2 separate regions of the Homo sapiens genome follow, and region 2 is linked to region 1. The links are chromatin loops, found by intact Hi-C in ENCODE. Cell type or tissue: prostate gland. All regions are shown on one strand. Links, peaks and the distances in the headings refer to the core of each region. The heading gives the core; the rest is flanking DNA.

The links. A loop is a pair of places that touch in the nucleus more often than their neighbours do. Peaks named below come from ENCODE experiments on the same cell type or tissue, not always from the same donor. Only the 100,000 strongest peaks of a DNase experiment are listed, where the experiment ranks them.
Region 2: a loop joins it to region 1, with 2.6 times the contacts of the local background. A loop is called at or near these places in 3 of 110 quality-filtered maps.

Annotation. Positions count from the first base shown.
Region 1 is chr9:84,846,468-84,858,885 of GRCh38, forward strand. All of the region lies in intron 12 of NTRK2 (neurotrophic receptor tyrosine kinase 2), which reads left to right. Among named protein-coding and RNA genes, the nearest start is that of NTRK2, 180 kb to the left of the region's middle. RefSeq lists enhancers at 5,316-5,862, 5,339-6,538. In prostate gland, for the core only: no CTCF peak of the experiment used is centred there; a DNase peak (open chromatin) is centred at 5,624.
Region 2 is chr9:84,918,871-84,931,288 of GRCh38, forward strand. The region is part of intron 14 of NTRK2 (neurotrophic receptor tyrosine kinase 2); the gene reads left to right. Among named protein-coding and RNA genes, the nearest start is that of NTRK2, 260 kb to the left of the region's middle. In prostate gland, for the core only: no CTCF peak of the experiment used is centred there; no DNase peak of the experiment used is centred there.

The sequences.
Region 1 (12,418 bases), core at 1,735-9,734:
CCACCAGCATCTTTCACGTTAGTGTTTTAAGGAAGGAGTGTTTTATTGCCAAAGTCTTCACAACATGAAGGCCTACAAGCAGTTATAAAGATTGGGCTTAGATGATGTATATTAAAAGTGATAAATCATTTTCCAGCCTTTCATTACATTTTGTTTTCTCTGGATCCTTACCTCCTCTGACTCATGTACCTGGGCTGATGAATGCCCGTCTCTCCAGTTACACTGTAATCCAGGGCCTGTGTTTCATTTGCCTGCCAATAGTGATAGCCAATAAATTAATCATGCAACCACACAAGCCTTGCCATGCAGGCTGCTGCCAGCGTAAAACTGCCCATCAAAAGCCTGCAACTCTGAATCTCCATTTATCTAGTACCCTCAAGACTCGCATCGTTCCCAGCAACTGGAGCTGCAAATGCTCATTTCTTCATAGGCATGGGCTGGGAAAATGAGAGAAGGCTAATTAATGCATTCAAGAGATCCTACTGAATCAGCAAGCCCCTTAAAGGCACAACAGACACAAACAGGCAGCTGCAGCTCCTTGGGATTCAAAACAACAACAAAAGAGCTAGTTAAATATTTGAATAGCTAAAGTATATGTCTATTCATTCCCATGGAAATTGCTAAAATAGGCTGTCCTCCCATCTCCAGAGGAGTCAAAGTCATTGAAATCCCAAAGCCTTTTATCCTGTCAAACATGCCTTTGAAGAGCAGGACATTTACATCTCCATAACAGGCCAATTCAACATTAGTGGTAATAAAACTTGGGTGCATGAAAGGACTCCAGAATGTGGTACCCATTCACTCTGGCCTCTGGGGATGCAGAAGTAACTTTTTGAAAATAAGACTACTATTGCCCAATCCCTGTGTTAGTTTGGCATTTTATAGTTGCAAATGGTTTGAACAATAGTGGAGATTTATTGTTTCACATAAATATACCATCCAGGAGTAAATACAAGCTTGTATGTGGCTTGATGCAAGGCCCAAACACTGTGGCCAGGATCCATCTTTTGGCTCTTTTCCATTTGGGTGGCTCAACTTGAAGACAAACATTTGTCTTATGGTTGCAGGACAGATGACTTTCATCCACTCTTGATGCTATATCCTCCAGATGCCCATCCAGCAGAAAAGAAAATTACGGCTTATGTCAACCTTCGAACACACATCATAGACTTCGTTTTGATCAGGCCAGCTTTATGGTCACATGCTCATCCTTGAACAAATCAGTGTGGGCAGGGATTGGAATTATGTTGATTTATTTATGTCTGAGCCATTGGTTCCACCTTGAATCACATAGGTTGCCTGGGAGTTGGGTGAATAACCAAAGGAAAATCATTACCAGTTGAGGAGGAGGAGGAGGAGGTGGATACTGGTTGGCAGTGAAAACAATAGACAAATAAACTATATTAGTCTGCTCAGGCTGCCATGACAAAAACAGACTGGGTGGCTTAAACAACAGACATTTATTTTCTCATAGTTCTGGAGGCTACAAGTCCATGATCAAGATGCTGGTTAGTTGGGTTCCTGGTGAGGGCTCTCTTCTTGGTTTGCCAATGGCCACCTTCTTGCTGTGTCCTCACATGGCCTTTTCTCTGTGGCTCCAGTAGAGAGGGGCAGAGAGAGAGAGAGAGAGAGAGAGAGAGAGAGCTCAAGCATATGCTCTGGTGTCCATTCTTATAAGGACCCCAGCCCTACTGGATTAGGGACCTACCCTTGTGAACTCATTTACCTTAATTACTTCCTTAAAGGCCCTATCTCCAAATATAGTCACACTGAAGATTTCAACATATGAATTCTATGTGCACACAATTTAGTCCCCAATACAAACAAAAATGATAATCCGCAGCTGTGCATCTCTGATTAATCCTGGTTTAGGTGTGATTTTATCCACTAGGAGTCCAGTTGTAGTTGTTTCTATGGAGTCTGAGAATAAATGTACCCAGGTAGCTTCAAATGTACACTGTGAAGATCACCTAGTTATGTACCCAATCATGTTGTTTCTATTTACCAACTATGAATTTAGGGACCAAGAAGATTCCTGGAGACTGACATTTAGTTACGATTCTAGAACTATGAAAAAATTTGACAATCATCAGGCAAGAGACCTTTATGGAACTCATCTTTCAGTAGTGCCTTTAATGAAAACTTATGAGATCCACAAGAAAGCCGGAAGTCTGAGACTATAGAATCAGACCCTCTGACGTTTTGAATTATGGTGATGTGGCCCAGCTTAATCACTCATGTATTCCAACATACCCGGCGCCAAATGATCTTTGAGCACGAAAAAAATCAAATTTTCTCTCCAATAATAAAGATTTGCATAATTGGTAAACTCTAGTACATTAATTCAAAGATAATTCCCCAAGGGGAGCTTTGAAAATATGGCAAAAATATGAGACATCATCTTTGGAATAAAGGTGTGGCCTTCTAAGGAGATGGCTTGTCAATATGAGTTAGAGTGACTTTTTATAAACTTCTTGCTTCCCTTTGTTGTAAACATTTATATATTACATATTGACATACACACCTACATATGCTTTAGAGACTACATATGTACTTTCTTAGGCATACATATTGGAGTCTTTTTATAAGATAAAAGGCCTATATTTTTATAGATGAGGCTGCTTTGCAATAAGATTCACTTGGAACTTCACTATTACAGAAAAAGATAACCCTTAAAACAGAAAAGATGATTTCTCCTCCTGCTGCACATACAACACAGTTTGGCAGGGGGGACTCTATTCATTTCAGTCTCTCAGGAACCCAGAACCTCATGATGCTGCCTTCTAAACACCAGGCTTCATAGTTCACTGTGGCAGGATGAAGAGGAAGCGAAAAACCCAGGACTGACTATTCAATTTTCTGCCTAGAAGTGCTGGGTCATTTCTGCTTACTTTTTCATTGGCAAAAGCAAGCACCATGGATCGGTGGGTGGGGGAGTCCAATTATCTTCTGGGCAAGGAAGGAGAGGCAAGAAGAGCAACATCTAACGTAATCATGGATCCGTGCTATACCAAATTTGGTTCTCAATTGAAGAATGCAATGGTGAAAAGTTGCAATCCATCCAAGATTTATTCATTTATTCATTCAGCTCTTTAGTATCTACAATGAACCAGGCACTGTACTCAATGCTAGAAATACAGTGGGGAGACAAGACAGAAATATGTATTGCTTTTAAAGAACTTACAGTTTAGGAGGAGGTTACAAGTAAGTAGATAGCTAAAAATTCAGAGTGGGATGGAACTATGACAGAGAAAGAACAGGGTGCCTTGGAAATACAGAGAATGGGAGACACGACTAATGAATGTTCCTACGGTTGTCTATCTCTGAGCTTTACAATTCAGTCTCTACTATTTTGTGGGCATTTTATGTCCTATTTATAAAACCTTTCAATTAGAAATTGAGACATCTATTGAGTACCTACCATGTGGGAAGTGCCCTGCTTGATGCTGTTGTATCTTATGAAGCTTGCGGAAGAGAGTACGGAGTTGAATAAGACACTTTTCTTTTTCCCACACAGAGTGCTTAAAATCTAATAGGAGAAATAAGATTACATAAATAATGAATGCAGTGCAGAATGTGGTGTTTATCATAAGAGACAAAAAGCCCAAATGTCAATGGAGGTATTTCTGATTTGGGGAATAAATAAATGCTTCATGATAAGAGTAACTTTTAATGTGAATTTTGTTGAATAAATGAGTTTAATGGTCAAAGACAAAGCATGGGGGTTACATGTCTGGTGGGGAAAAAAAAAACAAAAAAACAAAAACAAAACATCAAACGCAAAGACACCAAATCTGAAAGCTGCCTATAGGCAGAGAATGTGATTATTTTATTCTACTCTCATTACATCCCCAGCATTTATCACACTGTCTTGCATCCATCAGGTGATCAATGAATAGTTTTCGAATGAATTAATAGGAAAATTTGAGGCATCTTTATTAAAGGTATGCAAACTAATAGTTTAACTGGAATCTTAAGGTGAAATTAAGGTGATAAAGCTGGAGCCAGGTCATGGGGCCAGGTAAAGATTTTGAATGTTATTGAAGAGTTTGGACCTTATTATTCCCTTACCCCTATATTTACATAAACCATTATGTTCACCAAAGCTCACATGACCTCAAGACGGTCCAATCAGGTGGTCAGGACAGTAATTATTGCCCCACCCAATAGAGAGGAACTCAGAGACAGACTAAGTAATTATGGAGGTTATGTCAGGAAATAACGAATCTAAGACTCAACACCCAAGGTAGTGCAAACTCTGTTTCTGTTCCTTTGTACTGCATTACCCCTCTGTTCTGAGGCAGAAACGCCCTTTTGGTGTTGGGAGCAGTAGAAAGAAATGACGCTGTCAGAGCTGTTTCTAAGATAAACTGGGAGAGAAAGGGGCTGGCAGCCAGGTCACTAGGGAGGAGAACATTAAAATAATGTGGGAGAAGACCAAACTGCTGTAGTGACCATGAGCATAGGCAGGCTAGGATTTCTTTTTAGCAGGGATAAAAGGTTTTAGCATAAATTCTACCCTTGTTGGTCAATACCTAGGTCAGGGTTTCGCAATCTCAGTACTGTTGACATTTGGGGCCTTGAATTCATTGTTGTGGAGACTGTCCTATGCATTGTCCCTGACCTCTGCCTGTTAGATGCTCCTAGCACACACTCTCCACCCACCCCACCATTGTGACAGCCCCAAAATATCCCCCTGGCCAAATTTCCCCTGGGAGGCAAAAATCGCCCCCGTTTGAGAACCACTGACCTAGGCAATCAATTTTGATTAGTTTCCAGAAAATCAGTGGACCCTAAAGAGCACATTGGGCATTTAGTGGGAAAACATCAAGGAAAGAAATGCAGTCTCATCTGATGGGTTTAGTTTCCTTCCACTGACAGTGTGCATGATGGCCCATAGTTAATTCGTTTGACCAGCATTGCATTTTAAATAATGGGTTTTCATTTTGTCCTATTTATGGTCATTTTATCCAATTATTTTTATTCAGCACCCAGCTTTATAAGTGTGTATAATCCTGTTATGTTCTATTCCATTATGGGAACTTCCTAACAGAAGAGTACACAGTAATACAATTAAATAAACATTTTGGCTATTGTGTTGGCCTCACACATTTCCTGACTTTGGCTGGATTCGAATGTGGTTATGGGATGGGAAGGGAGACAATGGGTCACTAAAAAGAAAGACAAAGGTGCTGAAAGGTGACATGAAACAGGTCACCATGGTTCCCAGATTGGTGGGAAGAATTCAGGTACCACTTAAAATGGAAAATATCCTGTAATGAGAATGGAGCTAAAAACCTTACCATTTTCTTCCTCCCTTCAAAATTCCATAATACAATGGCAAAAAGTTTCCTGTGCGGTGCTTTGCATGAGCTACAACAAATGTTGGTCTAGAAGGACTAAAAAAAGAATTTGCATGTTTTATATATGTGAATATAAATAATGTAAGTATAAATATGAATATAACTATAAATACGTAGCAGAAATTGCAAAGGCGTTTCTAAACACATTTAATGTGGTAACAAAGCTTATGCAAGAAAGAATGGAGAGCACGGCCTTCCTTCACGCTGGGCTCACTTGGTGACTGGGCATAATGGACAGGTCTGGGCAAGTCAGCCAAGACGTGAGTCATTGTTTAGGTTTTCCTTGGAAACAAAAGCTCCTGGGAATTTGACATCAAGTGTTTGCCAGACTCTGCGGACTTGTTAGTCTCCTGCAGGGCCACTAACATCGCTTCTAAGATGATTCCCTGAGAATCAGCCAGCTTCCTCCGCAAAGACTTGCCCTGAGTGCTAACCAGCATGGCTTTGCAGAGAGAAGGGAATTTGGGACATGTCTCAGGGAGTCATTCATCCAACATTAAGACAGTGTTAACAGGGAAATTGTGTGTGTGTGCAACCAGACATCACCTGCCTTCCCTGCAGGGAGCTTCGACAGCTGAGAAAATGTTTATAAAGCATTTTGAGCTCTCACTGGGGTGGTACTGTAGAAAGGCAAATCTTTGATATGACTTTCTCACGTCTGTCAACTCTTATTATTAAGCAGAGGTTGCCCCTGCCTTTCTCAAAGTTCCAATCATGGAAACTAATTATTAGGAGTTGCAGGTTCCATTTTTCACCTACCCAGTGAAGATTGTGACCACCTCTGTTAAAGAAAAAATCTTTCTGGAATCTACAAGAGATGTAAAAAACTCAGTGTTGTATGTAGTTTAATTGGGAATGAATAAAATGTAGACTCACTAAACTGCTTTTGAAATAGTCCACATGTACAAAACAAAAGAGAGAAATAGTTGGCAAGTTTCTTCTCAAAACTAAATGTTTGAAATATGTGATCAAGACAGCTTGCTATGTTCCAGGCAAGTCTAATTTCATCTATTCCCACTTGAGGCTTCTGAACTTTATGGGATGTAAGGCTTTTATTTTTAAAATGCTGCAACAGAAGCTGATTAATTTTCAAATTAAAGCAATATCTGACCTCTAGTAAGTTTCCTGGCATATAGCAAGCATTCAATAAATACTGTTTTTTTTTTTTAATTGCTTTTGCAGAGCACTGGCCTTTTCTCTTAAGATGAGGATATAGTGGCCCCAAAGCCTCTGAGTATTATTTAGCAGGAGAAAATCTAGGCCGGTTGACTGAGTGCTTTTCCTTATATTGCACATGATCTCACATTCCCAAAATACCCAGGCTCAGGAAAGCTATATAAGGCCATGTGTCAATCTTCTCAGTCATATATGCCTAATGTTTAGTCCTATAGACTTTGAGAACTTGAATAGGCCTCAGATGCCATTTCTCAAATTTTCTTTTATGGAGTAGGAAACAGAGTCCATGAAGGGGGAAGTGGCTCACTCAAGGTCATGCCGTTCACTTCTGGCAGTGTCTAGAGAGGGCCCACATCTTCTGACATTCTAGTCCAGCTCTTTATTCCACACTACTGCCTGGAGTGCTGGATTCTAAGAATTGCTCAGCTTTAAATACTGTCTTCAGTCATGTTCCATTGGAGAGCCACAAATCAGGAGAGTAGCAAATATATTTGCAAAATACATAATGGTTTTTATGTTGTATGTATAATTTGCATATTGGCATTTTCATTACATTTGCTATATTTAATATTGTTACGCTTTTTCAAAATTGTTGTTCTCATCCATTCCACAAGTGTTTATTGAGTGTTTATGCAAAGCATTGGAGATAGTGGTAAATTACACAGACAAGATCCCTGTAGCAAATGCTGTTGGCGTCACCCCCTGCCCGTGTCCTCTCAGCTCTCACCACCCCAGCACTTGACTGCAGAGTCTTGCTGCAACCACTCATGACTCTGCATAAGGACCTTCTCTGGTCTGGGGGTGGTGGCTCATGCCTATAATTCCAGCACTTTGGGAGGCCAAGGTGGGTGGATCATGAGGTCAGGAGATCAAGACCATCCTGGCTAACACGGTAAAACCTCGTCTCTACTAAAAATACAAAAATTAGCCAGGTGTGGTGGCACATGCCTGTAGTCCTAGCTACTGGGGAGGCTGAGGCAGGAGAATTGCTGGAGGCAGAGGTTGCAGTGAGCTGAGATCGCACCACTGCACTCCAGCCTGGGCAACAGAGTGAGACTCTGTCTCAAAAAAAAAAAAAGAAAAGAAAAGAAAAAAGAAAAAAAAAAGAAACAAACAAAAAAAGGAGCTTCTCTTAGCTGGAAGCCTTCAGTCAATGACAGGTGGGAGTTGGAGGGTAAATGACCCAGCTTCCTCAGCTTTGGGATGGGATAACTCTAAGGTTCATTCTACTCCATCACTCCAAGTTCCCCAGGCATTTGAACTCCAGTTGTCCACAGTGTAACCCACTGGATAATGTATCCATTACAGACTTCCTACCTCTTTTTGTTTCACTTCTTGACTACTCCTTTTGTGCTTCCTGGGATCTCTTCTTAGTAAACTACTTTTGCTTGAATCCTTAGTCAGGGTCTGTTTCTAGGGGAGCTGGTCTAAGTCGCTGGCTTCTTGAGGCTCAAATTCTAGAAAAGGATGCAGATAATAAACAACAAATCAATAAAAAAGGTCACATATGGGTACCTATTGAAAAGAATGAGATGATAGAGAGTGGAAAGGGGTTCAGAGAAATTCTGATTGAAGTGTGAAGTTGGGGTCCCTCTGATAGTGTGATATTTGACCTGAAACCTGAAAAACAAGAAGTAGTTATAAAAAAAGAGCCTGAGGGCCGGGCGCGGTGGCTCACGACTGTAATCCCAGCACTTTAAGAGGCCGAGGCTGGCGGATCACTTGAGGTCAGGAGTTCAAGACCAGCCTGGCCAACATGGTGAAACCCCATCTCTACTAAAAATACAAAAATTAGCCGGGCATGATGGCATGTGCCTGTAATCCCAGCTACTCTAGAGGCTGAGGCAGGAGAATTGCTTAAACCCAGGAGGCAGAAATTACAGTGGGCTGAGATTGCACCACTGCACTCCAGCCTGGCCAACAGAGCGAGACTCCGTCTCAAAAAAAAAAAAAAAAAAAAAAAAAAAAGCTTGAGAAGAAGATTCTGGGAAGAGGCATGAAAAAATGCAAAGTGAGCAGGAATAGGAAAGAGAACACTGGGCTGTTTCATGGGGAATGAGGCAGGGAGGGGGAAGACCGAGTAGGTTGGCCTTGTCATGAGAGACTCTGTAGTAAGGATCAGAAGTTTATACTAAATGCAAGGAGAAACCGTTGGAGGATGTTAAGCAGGTGAATGCAATAATCTGATTTATACTTGAAAATGGTTACTCTGGCAGCTCATGGGAAACAGATTGGGGGAGGAAAGAATGAAGCAGTGAGCTAAGTTAGAAGGCTACTGAAGAAATCTAGGTGAGAGATGATGGATGCTTTTCAGTTTCCAGACTCAACTGTTGATAGAGAACAGAAGTAAATAGAATACAAACACAGAGGACATACATGTTTATGTCTTCGTCTCTGTGGGTATTTATATGTATTGAAGTGGTTCTTAGCATTTGGGGGTGAGAACTCTTTGAAAATCTGATGAAATCTGTGGATCTCCTCTCCAGGAAAATGCAAATGTGCACCGACACACAATTTTAAATTTGTGCTGACAGGTTGGGAAGTCATGGAGTCAGTTAATAAAACCTCAAGCATATTTTTTTTTTTTTTTTTGTCTACATCTGTTAGTAGGGATAGGCTCTCTATAATGGTAAGTAAGTGCCAAAGTGGATCACAGTTCAAACACATATTTTTGTTTATGGATAAGAATTGAAGGAAAGATAGCTCAGCATCATTGGCCCTCTGGTAGAAAGACTCTGAGATGCATTCTACTCTGTCTACGCCCACATAACAATACCAAGAGAATTCGTTGTTCCTTGAAATTGCCCTGTGCTATCTTCAAGCCATAACTTCCAAGCTTGCCCTAGGTGTTATCTTAATTCTGGCCAGGTAGAAGGGAGTACACAGAGGAAGTCTTAATAGGCAAGGCCTGGAAGTGGGACCCATTGCTCTGCTCCCCTTCATTGACTAGAATTTAGCCATCTGGCCACAACTAACCACAAGGGAAGCTGGGAAATATCGTGTAGCTATTAGCCCAGCAGGGTGGGGAAAAAGGGAAATACGAATTTCAGAGAACAGTTAGGAGGTTCAGCCAAATACACACATTTTTCTTTATATTTGTCACATAGGAGTTGCTCAGTGTTACATTTTTAGAGACCAGTGGAAATACCTCACATTGTAAGTTTGATGAAGGACAAGGGATGGAGCCAAGTGAAAGTTGGTCAGGAGGATACAATACCCTTTGTGTCATGATTTCCAGAACCAGTTTAACTCAAAGCAAGCTCTCTTCCTACACTGTGGAGATGGGGCTTTCTTTTATTAAGGATATGTCCTTAAGTAAAAGATTAAGATCAAATTGAAGTGGAAACTTGGCCCCAAACTACACTGTTCTGTGCCCGGAGGGACTGGAATTAATTTGAAGCAAACTATTACTCACCCCGATTATGTGCCAGTAGGAAAGGGAGATGATGATACTGTCAACAAGGCGAACTTTTGCATTCATTTTTTCTCACTCCAATGAGCAGTCATTCTAGATCTCAGATGTGACAGTTCATTGGCTACTCAGGCAAGCACTTGGCCTGTCTACTCTGGACTCAACTCTGGTCCATTCTCTCCCTGAAGCAAAGCAGCCCGGGGACTCCTCTTTCAAATGTCCTTTAGGGAGTGGGTGTGGGCCTAAGAAGTTGGAGGTGAAGTCCATTTTTATTAGTAAATCATATTTTACCGTTTGATTCCATATTCCATGACAATGGTAAAGTCATTTTTCTTGGGGATGGAGGGTGGTGAGTCTTACCTTAAAACATAAAGAAATTACATTTGAGAACATGGCAAATTTTAATTTCTTCAGCGTTAAAAGAGAGGAAAGCTGATTTTCTCTTAACATAGTAAAATGATTTTTCTGAAACTTAAAAATATCCAGAAGCTGTTCTCTCTTGAGATCAGAACCTTTCTAAGCCTCATATTTAATGTTTGCTCAATTCAGTACCTACAGGGAAGGTCAGGTTTCTTCCACGTTGCCTGTTCCCAGCTCCTTCCTCTGATTCTCTCATTTACATCATAAATCTTCCTTTTCAACCCCCTATGTTTTAGCTCTTTCCTTTAAGAGAAATTTGAAAAAGTGTTTTTTTTTTGCCATTTATTTTATTTAATTTGAATTCCATCTTAGAGTTGTTAATGTGTTTACATGCTATTTTTTCCTACATTCCTTCTCTCCGGTCAGGGAAAATGTTGAGCTTTCTTCAACATGAGATGGATTTAATTGGTTAATTTCATAATTTAGAGTCTTTCTTGGTCTACATTCCAAAAGGAGGGGATTCTTTAAGCTCAGTACAGCTACATTTACTTTTGAAGGAGCCCTTTATTTTGCAGTGAATAAAGTGTCTCTTATTAAACAGAAAATAAAAGAAGGTTTGGCAGGACTCTACTCCCCATGGATGAAACATCACAGGAAATTGAGAAATTGTTTCTTTTTGGCCTTGTGGGAAAATTTTGCTTGTGAAATTTAGTGTTAAAGTTTTAAGACGACTGCTTAAATCCATCAAGAAAGAGCTGTTGAATGAATAACAGCTTCTAGGGAAGAGGTGCCAACCTGACCTTTCTATATCTGGTCTTTTAAGTGTTTGAGGAAGTGTGCGGTATGATCAAGAAGATTGTATTCTCTCCTACATAATGACTGAGTTAATTTTAAACAGAACTTAGACATAGTTCATCAATTTAAGAATAATTTTGTCAAAAGTTGGCCTCAGCTGGGTGCTCCTTCATTTGTGCCTATAAGACAGGGCATTGTACAGGCCCAAATGAGAAACGAATCCTAGGTAGAGAGTCCAGTTTCCATTCTCAGATTGATCTATGGGCTCTAGAATTTTGATACGAAGCCTGTGTCTTGAGCTTCAGACCATCCTGCCAACTGAGGGTGTTGCCTTCCATTTTCTTCACATAGGCACCTTGTTTGAAATTTGTGGCTAAAACCCATGTTCTTGGTTTGACTCCTAAATCTGTTTTCCTTCTAAGTTCCTTAGGGACTCTGTGGGCAGCATAACCACATACTTAGTTGTCCAAATCTGAAACCTTCATTGTTTTCTCTCCACACTCCCCTCAATTTGCAATCAGTCACCAAGTTCTGCTACTGTCCCTAAATATGCCTGCAGTCATCTCCTTTCTTTCACCTTCCCCTTCCCCAATACCCAGTTCAGGCCACAATTCTCTCATGCCTTGATTTCTCTAAAAACCTCCTTAACCAATCTCTTGCCTTAATTTTTTTCCTCCCATAATCCTGATTTCACCCTGCAGCCAAAATGATTTCTCTAAAATTAATCTTTACAATGTTACTTCCTGGCCTGAGTGTTTTTTTTGTTTGTTTGTTTGTTGTTTTTTTGCCTAACTGTGCGATTTTCACTATAATATCCAAACTCTTGACTTGGCCCTTACTTGTACTTCCCATTTCCCTCCCCCAACCCCCCTTCCAGCTGCATCAGCCTCTGGACACATTCAGCACTTCTCACCTTAGCCAGAGCTGTATTCTGAGTGCAGTCAGTGTTCCTTCCTCTGCTCTTTCCCATTCTTGGCTAATTCTAATCTATTTTCTAGAAATCCTCTGAGCCCTCTTTCTCGAGCCGCCTCCCAACCCTCCGTTGGAATAGAGGCTTCTTTTCTGTGCTCACACACCCTGGACTGACTTCTTGGATGGCTCATCCTCCACCGAGAGCTTCTCAAGTGCCGCTTTGCAGCTCATTTCTCTTTGAAGACTGTTCTGCCTGATAAATAAATAAATGAGAATGAATAACTACTTAGTGTTTTTCTATATTTAAAATTGAATCCTAATTATACTGTTTTAAAATTCAGTTAATTTTGGTGATTTTGGAGCATGGGAAATGCAACTAAAAAAGAATGAAAAAAAAACC
Region 2 (12,418 bases), core at 1,767-9,766, 72 kb after region 1:
TCTGCTTCTGGGCACTTTCATTTAATACACCATGCATATTGCTACCAGATGATATGCTATTTAGATAATGCCATTCCCTCATTAAGGAACCTGCAATAGCTCCCATCTGCTTATACAATCAAATCTAGACCCCTTCATCTAACCTTCAAGCTCTCTATGGTCTGGTCCCCTATCTACACATACATTGAAACTTACATGCCACCACCTTGCGTCATACCCCTGATTGAGCAGAGGAATCCTAGTCCTACCACCCTGCCTCGGTGCCTTGCTATTTGCCTTTTTTTAAGATCCCTACTTTGCCTCTCTGCCCATTCAGATAAATACATTTTTCACATCTCACCTTAGACCCTTTTGTGTCTATAAAGCCTTTCCGATAGTTACCATCCACATCAGCTTCTTTCTTGAGTTCCTATCACTCTAGTAGGCAAATGCTTGGCACTGTTTTTAGTCTAGTTTCTTGCAGTGATATTAGTGTCTTATCTACAAAGCTTCATCTCCAGGATGAACTTTTTGCTTTCTTGATTCTTAGTCTCCAGAATGCCTAGTATGCTCCTCTTGTGTACAGAATATTGAACTTGGAATTGAAAGGCCAAGTTTAAGGCCTGGCTCTTTAACTGACAAGTCATGTAGCCTTGAATGGGCCCTTGACCTCTTTAAGCCTCTGTTCCCTTAGCTGTAAAATGGAACTCAAGATATTTTCACAGCCCATTTCACCGAGTCATTTTAATGCTCAAATAAAATTGCATGTGAGAGTACTTTATGAGCCTTCAAGTGCTGCGAGAACAGAAGGCCCCATTATTATTGTAGTTTGTCTGTAATATTTAACTTAAGTTGAACCAGGAAAATATATCTGTGAGCCATTGTGTAATCTTGAGGGCCAAATTGCTAAATAGCAGTGGCCGCACCATATAACATTTATTGTACATTTCATTGTTCAGAGTGCTTTTTATTAGGATTACCATTCTGTTCTCTCCAGTGCCTCATGAGGTTGTGAGGATCAGGTATTTTTATTCCCACTTTGCACCTAGAAAAAGGAAATCAAAGGGAACAAATACAGTAAGTGAATTTCTGTAAGTCACGTAGTTAGTTGATGGCCACAATTGAACTGAAGCTTCCATTCTGCCTCTTATTCCTTGCCTGAAAATTGTGGTCATTTTCAGTCTCCACTTTATCACCACCAGACCCCTGCCTCTAGGACGCTTTCCTCTGTGGTTTTCACTTTTCCTACTTTGTCTCATTGGTTCTTGTACAGCAAGGGTGGCTTTATATTGGCTAGCAAGGATCTCACTCCTGTTCATTTCATTATAATTACATTCACATTCATAAGGTGGAGGGACATTTTTTTTCTCTTTACAAATACTGTTGGTTGACTGAAGTAGTCTTAGGTTGGGGGACCCTAGATCAGAGAAGAGACCTGAGTTCAATGTTAGGTCCTCACTTTCTTTGCAGATGGTTTAATTCTCTTGACAGGTCAGGCTTTCCCTAGAGCCTTGTCCACGCGGGCGAGACTGAGACCTGTCTCTTTTTGGCCTAAGGATAAATAACAGGCTATCTGGTATGCTTCCAGACTGGATGTGGCAGTGCACACCACTCATCCAGTTGTCCCTCCTTTGTGCTTAAGCTCTTTCCCACTCCTTCCGTCTGTTGCACCTGCTGGCCCCAAGCCTGGAGCTATTCTAGCCTCCACCAAATGGGGCAGTCCTGCCTCTACTGCTGACTCCACTACAGCATGTTCTGAGGTGAGAATTCTTCTACTCTATGTTTCATGCATTAACATGGAAGCCATGCCCCCATCTCCCTTCCAGAAATCCGTTGAAAAATCTCATCCATTAGGACTTACATTGCCCTTCACTTCACCGTTATGGGTAAGAGGCCAACTGATGCCCTCACCTCACCAATCTAAAGGGATTTCTTCAATACCTTTCTAAGGAGGTGCTGCTGGAAGCATTAGAATCTTTCAGCCATCCCCACAGGGACAGTGTCATCAGCAGATTACTTCCTCAACTTCAGCATAAATTCCAGTATAATTTAACATTGGCTTATTCTTGAGTGAATTTTTCCAATATAATCTACTCGGAATATTTGATGCCATTTTAATACTTTAGACCATGCCAATCCCAGATGTAAATGGTTCATACTAACATATAAGAACAGAATTTTTTATCACCCAGAGTAAGTAGTTCCCTGCATAATAGCATCACTGAAGCTCTCCCAGGAGAAGGGACTTCATGACAAAATGTGGGAGCCATAACAGCAGCCAGATTAGTCTGACCCTCTGCAGTATCTTCACCAGGACCCCAAAGGACCCCAAAGCCCAATGGGTGGAGTAATTCTCTTTTTTCTGAAGCAGTATGATTAGGTAAATGTGACTTTGTTGTACAGTTCTTATTACTATCCTCAAAAGCTGAGTTTGTAGCATGGACTGCAAAGTGTGGCAGTCTTCCAGCTGACAGAAGCATACAAAACAAGTCCTTATCTCAAGACAGAGGAGAGGAACCCAAGCACTGTGACTCTCACTTTATAAATCTGCCCTCAGCTCATAAACTACTTTTAACACCAGTGATTCTTGACATGAGTTCACACCAGAGATTTTGCAACTCATTGATATGGAGGGTGTAAAGAGGCAGGGGACAAAAAAAATACATCTGGTGGCTGCAGAGAAAGGGTTATTTGACTTCTGGGGACAGGCTATAGTAATATTCCACTGATTTTATACAGCCTTTGTCTTTCCTGCCTGCACTGTTCTTATATTCTTATAAGAGCTATTCAGGAAAGTAGTGTCAGGATATGGCTGGAATAAAGATATAAGGATGAAAGATAGTTAATAGAAGAATGAAAAATAATGCAACTCCCAATTCTTGGGAGGAGATAAGAGATAGTGCAAGCTAAATCCTCCTCTATGTAGTGGGGAATTAATAAGTGAGAAAACCTGAGCAGAAGTTATAAGCATATTCATTAGAGTTATGGACATAATACCCAGAAAACCAAAAATCAAATGTGTTCAAATTGGCTGCCCAAGAGAATGGGACCAATGACAGAAAGGATTGTGGAAAGGAACAATTTCTTTCCATCTTAAACTCTTTGGTACTACTTAGCTTGTTATGTGCATGTATTGCTTTTTAAATATTTTTCTTAAAATTAAAAAAATCTATGGATTTTTTTCCCTAAAATTCAGGGGTTGTGTGTGTGAAGATATGACTTAGTGATAAATTAGGTTGAGCTATATGAAATAGCAAATATTGGTTCGTTTTTGACCTGTATGAATGGAAATTTCATTTGATTCAACCGAAATAGTTTTCAGATTTTGTTCTTTCATGCGGACACGTCTTCACTGAAAGCCCAGCATATGACTGGGTCGGTGGCATCCTGCCATCCTGGAAATGTCACAATTCATTGTGTCCAACAACGTTCTCTTTCCAACCAACACTTCAAGTTCTGCTCAGCTTACTAGAGAGAGTTCAAAGGGCACATCTTCCAACCGCAAACCCTATGCTCAAAGGATTTGCTTCTTCTAATACCCTTAACCCAGTATTTTTTACGTGTGTTATGGCAGTTTTTACATTCTGCCTTTTACAACTTTATTTGTATACTTATCTCATCTCTCTGTTAGACTCTCCATCTTTTGAGCAAAAGAATCATTTTCTATAGGGAGAGACTGTGTGGGCTTTGAAGCAATTCTGGCATGCCTTGCCCACTTTCCAGCTGCATAACTTTGGGCACCTTCCTTAACGTCTTCAAGACCCAGTTACTACATCCCCAAAATGGGGACAGTGATGTCTCTCCCGAGGCCCATCAGGATGTTTCAATCAGAAAATGCATGCACAATGCCTAAAACATGCCCAGCACACAGCTAATGTGCAATTAACAACCATTGACTTCCCCTTCCTCTTACTCATCCTTGAGTCTTCCACAGCACCAAACACAGTTCTTTTTCCTTTAGATGATTAAATGGTAAATGAAGGAGTGGGGGAAAGTAGGTTGGTTTGAAAGGTTTTGAAAGTATTGCAAAATCCTTTCAGGAAAACAGATATTAACACTACCTTTTAAAATAAGAGCTCTCAAATAAGCATATTAAAGAGGAAATAGCACAGGACTGTGCTTTGCATATTAACTGATCTGAAAACCATCCAGAGATGGAAGCCATTTGGGATGCCTCCAAAAATATTGCCTGTGACCCTCCACCTTTCAGACATTGGCCATGTATCAGTGGTTGTGAACTCTGCTGAGCCTCTGCCTTCTATGGAATTGGGGTAGAGTCTACAGCTGAGGAGAGCAGCCTGGGAAGCTTGCATGGAGTTCTGGACCTCAAAAAATGCCCACCAGCCTCTTAATAGGTTGAGCACTTGCTCCTTCCTCTGTTCAGAGCGTTCCCCATTAAAAACTCCAGCCTGTTTTTGTAAAGTTGGCCCCAATGACTCCATGGAGCCTTTCTGAGTTGCCCAGCTGCAGAACACTTTGCTTGTCACTGTTATCGCTGTTTACCACATTCTGATTGTGTTATTGTCATTGATATATTTCTCTTACCTATTCCTGTGCCATCATTAGAGTATGTGCACAGAGAAGATACTCCATATGTTTATGTAAAAATAAAATGTTCATTCATTAAGATACAGGTCAGGGAAGCCCCTGAATAACCACTGGTGTGATTTTTTAATTTATCCCCACCAAAAACAAAAGATTTCTTCCACCATGGGAACATTCTTTCAGAGGTTCATTGGTAAAAGCCAACTTACTTAAAGAAGTCAATTAGAAAACTGTAGTAGCAGCGTGGTGTGGTGGCTCATGCCTGTAATTCCAGCATTTTGGAAGGACGAGGCGGGCAGATCACTTGAGGTCAGAGTTGGAGACCAGCCTGGCCAATATGGCAAAACCCCATCACTACTAAAAATACAAAAATTAGCTGGGTATGGTGGCACACACCTAAAAAATCCCAATTACTCGGGAGGTTGAGCCCGGGAGGCGGAGGTCGCAGTGAACTGAGATCGCGCCACTGCACTCCAGCCTGGGCGACAGAGTGAGTGAGACTCCATCTCAAAAAAAAAAACAACAAAAACAAACAAACAAACAAACAAAAAACTGTAGTGGCTACTAGTTTAAATTGTTGAAGGAAGAAAAGTTTTTGTGGGGAGGGCACATGAGTGGAGGATACCAGGGATAAAACAGACACCAGCAAAGAGACCTCAATGGAGGTTTATGGCTGGCGTGGTGGCACGCATCTGTAGTCCCAGCTACTTGGGAGACTGAGGTGGGAGGACTGTTTGAATCCAGGAGGTTGAGGCTGCAGTGAGCTGTGATCATGCCACTGCACTGCACTCCAGCCTGTATGACAGAGTGAGACCCTGTCTCAAAGAAAGAAAGTAGAAAGAAAGAAAGAAAGAAAGAAAGAAAGAAAGAAAGAAAGAAAGAAAGAAAGAAAGAAAGAAAGAGGAAAAAAAGGAGGTTTATGCACACAGTGTGGGAGGTACAAGGGTTGAAAGCATGAGGCTTTCCAGTGTTGAGAGCAGGAAGAACTTTAGGGCACAGGGACACAGAGTCAGAGATAAGACTGTCTGGCCCACCTGCCAGGATTTTGTACAATCACGCTGCATAATGATTCTTGAAAATACAAACATTGCCGGGACTGACTGACAAGTATTGTTCCAGCGGGGAGAGCTGTCAGGGCAAATCAATCCAATTCTACCACATGCCAGTGTGTAGAACAGATATAATTTTGGCTGTTCGGGGATGTCAAAGCGAAGGATGTACCGTATGTGTATTTTGAAATGTGGTGTTCTTTTTAGTCTAACAGCTTGAAAGATTTCTGGGGCTTTCCCCCCTTGGCTTTTTTCTAGAAGTTTTGGGAATTTAACTTCAAATAATTCCATTGCTTTTATCTGCTGTAACATGCAGGTTAAATTAAGCCTTTCTCCCTCCACTCCTATGGACACTTGCTCTCATTTGGGGTATTAAACATTAGTCTAGTGAGGAAAGGGCCATTTGCTGGCATTGGATGTTGTATGAGGCATCTATAGGTCCCTGGTGCCCTCCCAGAAATGTAAAGTTGATTTGCAGCAGGCTATCTAGTCGATCACTGCAACAAATAAATGCAAGGCTAAATAGAGAGGCTTAGGATGGCTCGCGTGTCTAGGCCCCTTGGGAATCTCTGAAGGTCCACTTGCTCCTTCGGTGCCCCAGTGCTATGAGGGCTTGAGGCCCTCAGAAGTTAGCTCACTGAAAATCTCTCTTCTCTGTTCAGAATTTTTCTGTGCCCCCACCCCACTGCCCTCTCTGCACCTTCCCTAGGAATCTCTTCCAGCAGTTATCTCCTCTGCCTTCTTCTCTTCTCTTCTTCTTTTTTTTTTTTTTGGAGCTATTTTATTTCTGACCCTCAACTATTCCTCTTAACTTACAAATACTCTCAAACCTCACAACAGCCCCTAACCCCCATGTGCTGGAGCCATGGTGCTGTCTCTAGATGGACCTGTCTGCCCCTGCATCCTCCGCCCCCTCCCGTTTCCCACAGGCTCGGCCTCCATTCTTCAGTCCTGGCTTCCATTTCCTCACTTCCCATTCAGGACACCACCCAGGGTAGGCTGCCTTCTATTGTCTTCGTGATCATGATCCATGGCCCTCTCCTGCCTCTGATTAGTTCATTTTCATCTTGTTTTCTGTCTTTCCCTGATTTTCCTCATAGTCATTCTTTGAGGATTCATTTTTGGTGACATCCTCTGTACCATTAGGGGTCACAGATCTGACTGCAGCTTCTGTGGCTGGGGACAGCACCTCCCACAAGAGTCTTGCTGAGCTGCGGACTTTTGACAGGCAAAAGGCCGGAGAGGAAAGATGGATGAGGGATGGGAAGGAGCCCGCCCTCAGCTCTGTACCAGCCTCTGTGAGGACAAGTTCTAGTGCTATGCCCTCACTGGCTTCCTTGCTTCCAGTTTTAGTCCAGCCAGATGAATCTCTCTAAAGACTTGCCCTGATCACTTCTTACCATGCTCAAAGGTCTTCAATAGCTCCCCAGGACTCACATATATAATGTAAAATCATGGACTCAATGCCTGTGGAGTGTGTGAGCTGGGGCAGACCTAAGATGCCATGTAGTCCAAACTCCCTTATTTAACAATGAGGAAGGGGAGGCACAGAGAAGGAAGTCATATTTACTAGTGCCAGAACTTGTCTGAACTACTTAGTGAGATATTCAAAGCCCTCCATAATCCAGTCTCTTTCTTTCCCTTCCTTCCTTCCTTCCTTCCTTTCCTTCCTTCCTTCCTTCCTTCCTTCCTTCCTTCCTTCCTTCCTTCCTTCCTTCCTTCCTTCCTTTCTTTCTTTCTTTCTTTCTTTCTTTCTTTCTTTCTTTCTTTCTTTCTTTCTTTCTTTCTTTTTCTTTCCTTCTTTTTGAGATGGAGTTTCACTCTTGTTGCCCAGGATGGAGTGCAATGGCGTGATCTCAGCTCAATGCAACCTCTCCCTCCCGGGTTCAAGCGATTCTCCTGCCTCAGACTCCCAAGTAGCTGGGATTACAGGCATGTGCCACCATGCCCTGCTAATTTTGAATTTTTAATAGAGACTGGGTTTCTCCATGTTGGTCAGGCTGGTCTTGAACTCCTGACCTCAGGTGATCTGCCCTCCTCGGCCTCCCAAAGTGCTGGGATTACAGGCATGAGCCACCGCACCCGGCCCAGTTTCTTTCTTTTTTTATGGCATGTTGCCTGCTGTTCCTCTTTTGGAAAAACCAAGATAAATCACTCTTTCCTAAATCCACTCTGGACTTTTCTTTCACCTCATCCTGGTTCTTTCTCTTCTCCCCTCTTAAGTGTTCTCTTTCTCACCATTTTTTTCTCTTATTCAATTACTCATCTATTTTTACATGTTCGTGTTATTATTTGTTAATAAAATAGTTTTGGTTGTCTCATGTATTCCAGGCTCAGCAGTGGATTGGGGAAATTACACCTATTTGTCAACTCCATGCCCAAAGCATTCTTGAGTATGCCCATAGGTGTTTATTTTAATGTCCTTATGATAAGAACTGTGGACTCCTTATGCAATGCCTTGGGTGAAGATAGCTTTTGTGTCATGTGTTCATTTCTTATTGATCTCTGTTATGAGTACTATTTTTAGGAAACTCACTTCTTACTCTGGAGACATTTTTGAGGACATTGATCATTGTGCCTATCGGCATCCCTTTTGTAAAATCGATTTGAAACATTCCTTTGAAAACAAACTGTCATGAAGAATCTTACTTCATGAAGAAGGGATCGCTGTGTTTTTATTTATGAGTAGCCAAAATTTTGTAAATTATTGTGTTTTCTTTTTGGCTTCTCCTGCCAGCAAGCTTAGGATCAAATTATGACTTAAGTTTAATAACCACTGAGGACCCAAGAATCTTCATGCTTGCATTTCTACTTAACACCTTGTCTTAACTTCCTATTTTATTTCTCTTGACTTCAGTTATTATTACAGTTTTTGTTTTTCTTTGTGTCATTTATAGTACCTAAAATCTTTTGTGAATGGAGCAAAGATGTAAGTAAATGGCATGAAAGATATAAGTACATGGGTTTTTCTGCCCTTTAGGTTATAAGGTCCTTGAAGACAGGGATTATTGTACTCTTCTCTTTTTCTAGGCCCTAGAAAATGCTGAGGCACTTTTAGTAGGTGCATAGTAAAAGTTTATTGAACTAAATTGTTAGAAATAGACCTCTGATTTCCTAGATAGGCACAGCTGAACTCATATGCTTTCTCTTTTGCTTGTTTTTTGTAAGAAGGCCAAGGCAAGGTATGTTGTAGTGGAAAGAATTCAAACCCTGCCTCTTACTAATTATACAATCTCACATGAGTTATTTAGCTAATCCACTCCTCCTCTTTGTTTCCTTAGTTTGAAAATGGAGGTAAGAATACCCTTCCAGATTGCTATGACAATTGGTAAGTCCTGTAAATCTCAGCACATTCTCTGGCCCATAATAACAATCAGCACAGGTTAGGCACCCTGTTGCCTCCCTATTTCCTGATTTCACTGGAAACAGTACTTGGAAAAGGATAAGTAAGTGGATTGCTCTATGGCCACAAGTAAGTCAATTAACTGAGGTGTCATCTGTAAAATAAGTGTGGCTATTGACCTCATTCAGAGGGATATGAAATTAATTGATGATAATGCACATTGGGAATTTTTGCTGAGAAGTGCTTCAGAATGGCTCAGTCTTGTTACGTGCTCTATTTCATCCTTAATATTATTTATGAATATTTAGCCTTTTCTTGTTCTGGTGTGTTTTATGTCTGTGGTCTTAATTGCATTTATTTTTTAATTTAGTACCAACTTGTATCTTAATAAAAATGTAGGTGAAACTTTAAAACATAGTTTCTATCTTTCACACAAATTTGTTTTTATAAGGTGGATGATTTTACCTGATTCAATATGCTGCTAATACATGAAGATATTTGGAAAATCATTTTTGTTAATTTTATTTTATATCAAGTTCAAGCATTTTTTGAAGTATTTAACATTTACATTCTGCTTTTAACATTCATATTTTATATTTATCAGTAGTTTTCTAATGAAATTGTTTATTAGGAGATGTGCGGCTCATTTCAGATGATAAACATGAGTGTTTCAAGTATTTCTAGTAGAAAAGATATCAACTAAATGAAATACCTGTTTTCACTTTAATGTCAGGAAACCCTCTCTGTCTTCAGTATGAATCAGTGTCCTCTATTTCAGAGTCCAAGGGTTGCTTTTCTGAGAGGGAGGGAACCTGAATCCTAGCTGGGTCACCTTCTAGCTGTGTGGCCCCGGGAAAGTCATGTCACTGTGCCAAGCCTCTCACTGATCTGTCAAACCCGAGGGAGCCAGTCTCGATGATCTTTAAGTTCTTTTCCTATCACAGTATTCAGTCCTGGGAGATGGAACTGCTAAAGGCAGGCTCTGCATTTAGGACCACAGGGAAACCGAGAGAGAGAATTTCGGGAACTCCCAGTACAGGCCATTATCTTTTAGAGTATATTAGTTTTAATCTTTCTCCTGAAAACTTTAAGATCTCTCTCTTTTTAACTGCAGGTTGCTTTATCCTTGTCATATATTAGATACTGAATAAATGTCTCTGTTGAAAGTCCATATGTTTAGTGGAATAAGTCCACTGGGCCAAGAGTATCTATGAAACCCCATTATTGAGGAAATGGGAAAGGCACATTTCCTGAGACCTTAAATGAATAAAGTTATATTTATTTTTTATTAGTTTTAGATTTCATAGCAATGGGTATAGACATAGAGTAATACTTTATCTATTGCCTGTGTGTATATATGGAATATGTACTTCTGGGAGGAATCTATACCAGAATTTGATTTAAGCAATCTGAAACTACAAGCATCTATGTCAGCTGCTGAAGACACATTGCGACACAATGCATTTTTCAGGACTCTAATGTGATACGAACACAGAGCTGGAAGTCAGTTCACTTCTGGCACTCATGGGACAAATGACCAAGGGCACCACATTTCCATTCTGAAAAATTCCATCAGTGACAGGGTTGCCCAGACAGGGTGCAGATCACACGAGTTTGGTGGTGTATTTCCTATAGCTCTTATTTGATTCCTCCTTTTCCTTTGGCAGGGTGAATTTTACACAGAAATTTTTCTATAAAACTCTTTTTTTTAAATTAAGTGATTGTTTTGAGTTTTCCTTCAAATCTAGGAAGTCATTCATGGTAGAGTTTGGTTCCTTTTTTTTTTTTTAAATTTGAGAGAGTCTCATTCTGTTGCCCAGGCTGGAGTGCAGTGGCACGATCCCTGCTCACTGCAACCTCTGCCTCCCGGATTCAAACAATTCTCCTGCCTCAGTCTCCCGGGTAGCTGGGATTACAGGTGCATGCCACCATGTCCGTTTAATTTTTGTAGTTTTAATAGAGACAGGGTTTCACCACGTTGGCCAGGCTGGTCTCAAACTCCTGACCTCAAGTGATCAGCCCACCTCGGCCTCCCAAAGTGCTGGGATTACAGGTGTGAGCCACCACACCCAGCCTCTTATTTATTTCTTATTACAGTTGCTTATGTTGGGTTTAAGGTGATTTGCTCAAGTCTCCAAAGTTAAGAGCAGCAGATTGGCTGATCACAGAGAAAGGAAGCATGTGAGAATTTTGCATGCTTATGTGATAGCTTATTTATCATGGAATCCTTAGGCATGCTTCACTCAGGATATTTTGTGTAAAGTGAATCAAAAATGTCCACAGAGCCCTTCAAGATACTGATATTCAAAGTCTTAGACCACAATGAGATAGGAGTTTGTCCAGAATGTGAATCAGGGCATTGCTTCCTTCATTACAAAAGTCTTACTCTCAGGAAAAGTTAGCCTAATGTCACACAATCAGCCAAACTAAACCTTTGGATGTCTGGCCTCTTAGCTCCACTGCTGAAAGCTGGAGGAGAAATGGCAGCCCAGTGTTGTTACAGCTTAGGCAGGTTACTGAGCCTTTCTGAGCTCGGCCCCTGAGAAGGAAGGCACTGGTAGGGTGGAGAGGGAAAATGTGGGCCCAGAGCTCAGTGGGTGAGAGGAGCAACCGAGATGTCAGCAGAGGTGGTGCAGGGTAATGGCTCCCTAAGATAGAAGCTTCAAGACAGCTGGGGCTCTAGCACGAGGGAGAGGGAGTAAAGGATCAGAAATCAGGTGTGTAAGCCCTGAAGTACCAGGGGATGAGGGATAGAGATGGCGTCCAATTGAGAGGCTTGGGCATCCTTGGTGCATTGCCGAGGTTTTATTTAAATCAGGGAGGTAAAGGGATGTTTAAGGAGAGTTGAGGAAATAAGGAGCTTGTGGAGTCACAGGCAGTGAGCTCAGAGTACACCGTGGAGGGGTGTCCAGGGGAGCTGAAGGGGCATAAGCGATCCACATTGGGAGGATAGTGTCTGGATAACTAGAGACTTCCTGTGGTGTTGTAGGGAAATGGAAAATGGGCAAGTTGGGATGAGTTTTGATGCCTTCTTAAAGGAGAATGGGAAGACGTTCTTAGCTCAATGACAGGAAAGCTTCAGATTAGATGTTCTTCCCACTGCTGCCATCCCAGAGAATAGAGCTATTTTATCACCTACAGGCTTAGAAGAGTTGACCTCAATTAACTCAAATAACATAGTCAAGTAGTACTTGTCTGTGGTTATCATTATTAAACATATTTTTTCACAGATATTTATAAATCACCAATTGTATGCACAGCACTGTGAGGCCCTGTCAGGAATACAAATACAAAATTCCTGTGCCCCTAAGTAGCTCAGTCTTAAAAAAGAGAAATTTGGCCAGGCACGGTGGCTCACACCTGTAATCCCAGCACTTTGGGAGGCCAAGGTGGGTGGATCACGAGGTCAGGAGTTTAAGATCAGCCTGGCCAATATGGTGAAACCCCATCTCTACTAAAAATACAAAAACATTAGCCAGGTGTGGTGGCACACACCTGTAGT